Linked DNA regions of Homo sapiens: region 2 is linked to region 1. Evidence: read pairs that join two places in POLR2A ChIA-PET (ENCODE). Cell type or tissue: OCI-LY7. All regions are shown on one strand. Each heading gives the region's core, and the rest is flanking DNA. Links, peaks and the distances in the headings are about the cores only.

Evidence for each region. Peaks named below come from ENCODE experiments on the same cell type or tissue, not always from the same donor. Only the 100,000 strongest peaks of a DNase experiment are listed, where the experiment ranks them.
Region 2: POLR2A ChIA-PET joins it to region 1 with 8 read pairs; 1 of 35 experiments calls an interaction of 5 or more read pairs at or near these places.

What each region holds. Positions count from the first base shown.
Region 1 is chr3:31,970,695-31,973,607 of GRCh38, reverse strand. The region is part of intron 1 of OSBPL10 (oxysterol binding protein like 10); the gene reads left to right. Among named protein-coding and RNA genes, the nearest start is that of OSBPL10, 9.1 kb to the left of the region's middle. In OCI-LY7, for the core only: no CTCF peak of the experiment used is centred there; DNase peaks (open chromatin) are centred at 307, 1,117, 1,768 and 2,577; H3K4me3 peaks cover 2,500 bases; H3K27ac peaks cover 2,500 bases.
Region 2 is chr3:31,852,343-31,855,255 of GRCh38, reverse strand. The region is part of intron 3 of OSBPL10 (oxysterol binding protein like 10); the gene reads left to right. Among named protein-coding and RNA genes, the nearest start is that of OSBPL10, 130 kb to the left of the region's middle. In OCI-LY7, for the core only: no CTCF peak of the experiment used is centred there; DNase peaks (open chromatin) are centred at 955 and 1,495; H3K4me3 peaks cover 1,420 bases; H3K27ac peaks cover 2,455 bases.

The sequences.
Region 1 (2,913 bases), core at 99-2,598:
CTGTGTAGTCCTTCTTACCTTTCCAGCTTTGTCTCCTTTTGGCCAAATGACCTTGGGCAAGTTATTTAACTCTTTGGGCCTTGGTCTCTCCATCTGTAAAATGATATGAACCTCGCAGTGTTGTGAGGCCACCACAGGCACCAGTCCTGTGCTTGGTGCACAGTAGGTCCTCAGCAGAAGTTTGTGAGTGAGAGTCTTGTATTTTAGATAGACTAGTGACTAGCTTTCTGGAACCTAGGGGTTGCATTGGTGGTCACTTAAGCCCCAGCCTTGGCAAATCTGCAGGTGTCTTAGCCCTGCCTCTCATTACATGAGGACCCAGTTGACTTAAGCCATTTGATTTGCCCAGTGGCTGTCTGCGTTTGGTGTGCTTCCTCAGAGGCTGCTTGTGGACAGTTGTCTGAGGACTCTGGGAAGAAAGAAGCCACATGGATGGGCCTTTGTGTCCTGAAAGAAGGGTTGAAATGATTGTGCCGGAAACGTGGGAGGCTTTTTGCAGTTCTGCCTGGCTCCCACTGATGCGATTTGGGGCCAGGCCAAGACAGAATTAAAAAGAAAACCATCCAGAATTTGAATTTTGATAACCTAGACTGGACTGAATATGGTCACAGCCCAGAAAATGCTTTATTTGTGCCTCATGCAATGATATCAATAATAATGATAAAATTAGGAAACATTATATATGGTCTTTTGTTGCAAGTCTGTTCCTTGAAGGTCAGAGAAGGCATTTGCACCATGAATAATCTTTTCTTTTTGTGTTGTAGTTTTTAGGGGACTATTTATGTTTTTGTGTGGTTTAGTCCCTTTCTATAAATATATTGATGAAAATACAAAGAGTTGAAAGGCAACCAATATCAGTTTTTAGTCACTCTTTTCCAGGATGTTTTAAGTATTTATCTGCACGGCCAGCCTTGTGGCCTGTGCAGGCTGCCATGAGTGGTTGGGTGGGATTGGACGTTTTTTGGAAAGTGGTGGGGTTCAGGTTCTCCTTATGTGTGGGTAGAACTGGGGGCTCTGTTCTGGCCTTGTGTTCAGGGCAATCGAGTAGATTAGGTGACTGATGCAAATGATCCTCACTCAGCCGTCTCTGCAGTGCTCACTCCGTCAGAGCTGTGTGGGCTGCTAACAATGCAATGAAAACCACCGCTGCAGCTGATCTGGGCTTTTTGGTTGTTAAGTAGAGTCTGGGCAGAGTCGGGAAACTTTCTTTTTTCTTTTTGAGACAGAGTCTCGCTGTGTCACCCAGGCTGGAGTGCAGTGGCGTGATCTCCACTCACTGCAACTTCCACCTCCTGGGTTCAAGCGATTCTTCTGCCACAGCTTCCTGAGTAGCTGGAATTACAGGCGTCCGCCACCACACCCAGCTAATTTTTGTATTTTTAGTAGAGACGGGGTTTCATCATGTTGGCCAGGCTGGTCTTGATCTCCTGACCTCAGGTGATCCGCCCGCCTTGGCCTCCCGAAGTGCTGGGATTACAGGCGTGAGCCACTGTGCCCGGCCCAGAGTTGGGAAACTTTCTAAGCCCTGAGTGAGGTGGCAGCACCATCCCCCAAACATACTCCTCTTTGCTTGAAATTATGCCTGGTGGAATTTTTATACCCCAAATATTTTTGAGCGCTTTTTATGTATATGTCAAATGCCATGTGAGAAGCAGGAGACAGGAGGAAGAAGCACAGGCCCTACCTTAAGGAGCTGACAGTCCATAACAGAGGGGAGCAGACTTTTCTGTAAAGGGCCAGATAGTAAGTAGGTTAGACTTTGTGGGCTATACAGTCTTCATGGCAACTACCGAGTGCTCCTTTGTAAATAAGTGGATGTATCTGTGTTCTATAAAACTTTATTTATAAAAGCTGGCGGTGGGCTGATATAGCCTGTGAGATGTAGTTTGATCATCCTTTCCCTATAATTACACTTAGATTTCTTATGCAAGTAGTTGAGGCAGCCCAGTGTTGGGGCTAAGAGTGTAGTTTCTGAGGTCCAGTAGCCTGTTTTTAAATCCCAGCTCTACTCTTTGCCTTGGACAAGCTATTTGACCTTTATGTCGCAGTTTCTTTATCTGTAAAATGGGGATAATATGGTGTCTGTGTCATAGAGTTTTGGGGATCAACTGAGAAGCTGTGTATAAAGGGTTTAGGACAATGGGTGGCACATAGAAAGCACTCATTAGGGCCAGGTGCAGTGGCTCATGCCTGTAATCCCAGCACACTGGGAGGCCGAGGTGGGTGGATCACCTGAGGTCAGGAGTTCGAGACCAGCCTGGCCAACATGGCGAAACCCTGTCTCTACTAAAAATGCAACAATTAGCGGGCATGGTGGCATGCGCCCGTAATCCCAGCTACTTGGGAGGCTGAGACAGGAGAATCGCTTGAACCCAGAAGGCAGAGGTTGCAGTGAGCCAAGATTGTGCCACTGCACTCCAGCCTGGGCGACAGAGCAAGACTCCAGCTCAAAAAAAAAAAAAAAAAAAGAAAAAAGAAAAAAAAACAGAAAAAAAAAACCAACTCATTAGATGCAGCAGTACAGGTGGTGAGTGCTACTGCAGAGGAAGCACCTGGGAGTGGGAGCAGCTGCTCCACTTGGGAATAAAGGGCAGAAGTCGCAGGTGGAGGAAGACCTTCTAGAATGTTGAAGAGAAGAGTTCATCATGCAGACAAAGGCTTCAGCAGGGCGTCCCTGGTAGAAGGCTCTGTGAGTACAAATGTTTGGAGGCATGAAAGGAGATAGGTTTAGTATGGCTGGAATGCAGGTTGTATGTGGAGTGTGGCCAGAGATGAGACTGTAAAAGACAGACTAGGCTAAAAAAAGGCTACTTTCTGAAGAAGCTCTTAAGCCGCTGAGACCACAGATCACAAAATGTCTGTGTTACCACAAGGGGAACGCTGGCCCTGTGTATTTGTGGGTCCACGAAGCAT
Region 2 (2,913 bases), core at 193-2,692, 120 kb after region 1:
TAGCCCAGGAGTTTGAGACCAGCTCAGGCAACATAGCAAGACCTTGTGTGCACAAAAAAACTTAAAAATTAGCCAGGGTGGCACATGCTTTAGTCCCAGCTACTTAGGAGGCCGAGGTGGAAGGATACCTTGAGTCCGAGAGTTGGAGGTTATAGTGAGCTAATCATGCAGCATGCACCCCAGGCTGGGGACACAGCAAGATCCCTGTCTCTGGCAAAACAAAAACAAAAACAAAACAAAACAAAACAAAACCATGACAACCAAATGCGATACCTACCCTAAACTAGATCTGATTTTACACTGACATGGAATTAATTGGAATACAGACAGTAGATAGGATAAAGGCATTTGATAACTGTCCTGTGGTTATACAGAGAATATCCTTGTTTTTAGAAAGACACACTGAAGCAGTTAGAGGTATTTAAGGGGAAAAGGCCTTACCCTTAAATTAGGAAAAAGTTTCATTCATTTATTCGTATAATAATTATGTGTGTTTATGTGTTTATTTTAAAGTGGGGAAGGAGAGAACAGAGGGAACAAATGATAAAACAAATGGGGTAAAATGTTAGTAATTGGTAAAACCGAGTAAAGGATACGTGGTGGGTTTTCTTTTCAACTTTCTATAAGTTTGAAATTATTTCTTTGTCAACTTTTAAAAATTATATATTGTATGTGTGTTATATAAAACTGTAAAATTATATATAGTCTAACACTTTTAAAAACATTCTTTTTTAAAAAGTATATATTCTTTGGGAGAAGTTACCTATTAATCATTTCCATGTTAATAATATGAATTTTAAGAAAAGTAATTTATTCATTTGCTATTGTCTTAGCTGAGACTAACCACAAAGGAACTGAGTGGCTAAGAAAATGTGGGAAAGGAGGCATTATGGGCCAATGGCAGCCAGGCTGATGCAGAGAACTGGTTAGAACACTTGGGCTTGGAGAGTGAGGCGCACAGTGTATTGTGGAAGATGACGTTTAAAAGGAAGATCAGAGCAGGCCTTTGATAAAACCACCACTGGGGTCAGTTTGGCCTTTACAGTTAGGCAATCTCTCTAGACCATTCTGTATGCTATCTTTGGGATAAAGTTATCCTTAAAAAAAAAAAAAAACTTTACTGAGATATAATGTATATATCATGAAAGAAGGTTGTGAGTGACCTTGACCAATATTTTATACAGATAGATGAACATTGTTATGCCAGCATCTATCAAACTTGATCAAAATGCCAGGCGCAGTGTTAAGTACTTTAATAGATATTATTTAGTTTAATCCTTACAATATCCTTATAAGATATGTCTTGCTTTTTAAATAGGCAATGAGGATAAAACCCTGAAACGTTATAAATAACTGCCTTAGGTTGCATATCTGATAAGGGGCTGCATTTTGGAGCCAGGCCTTGCTGCTCCAGCACCACTGGACTGGGCTGCTGCCTCATGTGTGTGATCCCTGATGTGTGGGTGGTGCAGCCAGGTGAGAGCAGAGGCTCTGTCTCAAGTTAGAACAGAACGTGCAGGTGCTTCCTGAAATGTGGCAGAAGTGAGCTGACGTGTCTCAGCCCAAGAAGAGAAGAAAAACTGTGTGAATAATAATAAGTAGGAAAATGAAGATGCCTGGGGAGTTAATTGAGCATTTTGGGGTTAATATTTAAGTAGAGTCAGTTCTGGGCTGGGCAAACTATAGCATCGATCCTTTCTTCCTTCCATTCATCCAATCTGTATTCCAAGGTGGCTAACCTTGATTTGCATTTTTCTTTCTGCCCAGCATTGACCTTCCCTACCACTCTTGCCTGTGGTACAAATTAGATGATCCTGTTTCTCTACCATAGACTTTACCTCCATCATCTTGTATTCTTAGCTGCTTTTCCAGCCCTTCACAGACCCCTTGATGCTGACCCTCAGTAACCTAGACAGGTTATCAGGAACTACACTGAGGGTTAGGATACAGGGTCATTTGAAGTGGAACTCCATGTTTTGTTAATTAGTTGGCACCTGCCTTCACAATCTTTCTTCCCTCTGAATCCTCTTTAGGCCAGGTCAGGAACTAGAAAAGGTTGCTGATGCCTGACTACCTGTATTAGGATATTTATTTTTCATTCATCTACTTGGCAGCTTATCTTAATGGCATCTTCCGTCCCTCCTAAGCCTTGTTGCTTGGCAGATCTGCATACCTCTTTGGACTAAAAAACTCTTTTTCATGTGAAAAAAACCTTATGAACTCCAGTGCATTGCATTGGGCAGTAGGCATTTATAAACTGCCTACTATGTGGGGCACATTGCCCTTGGTACTCTTTCTTTACAACTTATAGCATAGAACCTTTAAATTCCTAGATTCTCATCATGTATTCATGTGTTAAAACAAACAAAACAGGAATAGCCAGGCGTGGTGGCTCACACCTGTAATCCCAGCCCTTAGGGAGGCTGAGGCAGGCGGATCACTTGAGGTCAGGAGTTCAAGACCAGCCTGGCCAATATGGTGAAACCCCGTCGCTACTAAAATTAGAAAAATTAGCCAGGCATGGTGGCGTGTGCCTGTAGTCTCACTTACTTGGGAGGCTGAGGCAGGAGGATTGCTTGAGCCTGGGAGTTGGAGGTTGTAGTGAGTCGAGAGCATGCCACTGCACTCCAGCCTGGGTGACGGGAGCGAAACCCTGTCTCAAAACAAACAAACAAACAAAAAAAGGAAAAAACTTCCGTGCCACAGGAGTAGCTTGCTCAAATGTCACAAAAATGTGTTTTTCTCCTGTAATAATTGTAGTAAATAGTGCACTGTCGTTCATAGGTTTCTTTCACGTGCATCACCTCATCCCAGGGTTTTCCCACCTTGGTACTATTGACATTTTTGGCTGGATAATAGTTGTTGTGAAGCGGTTGTCATGAGCATTGTAGGATGTTCAGCACATCCCTGTAC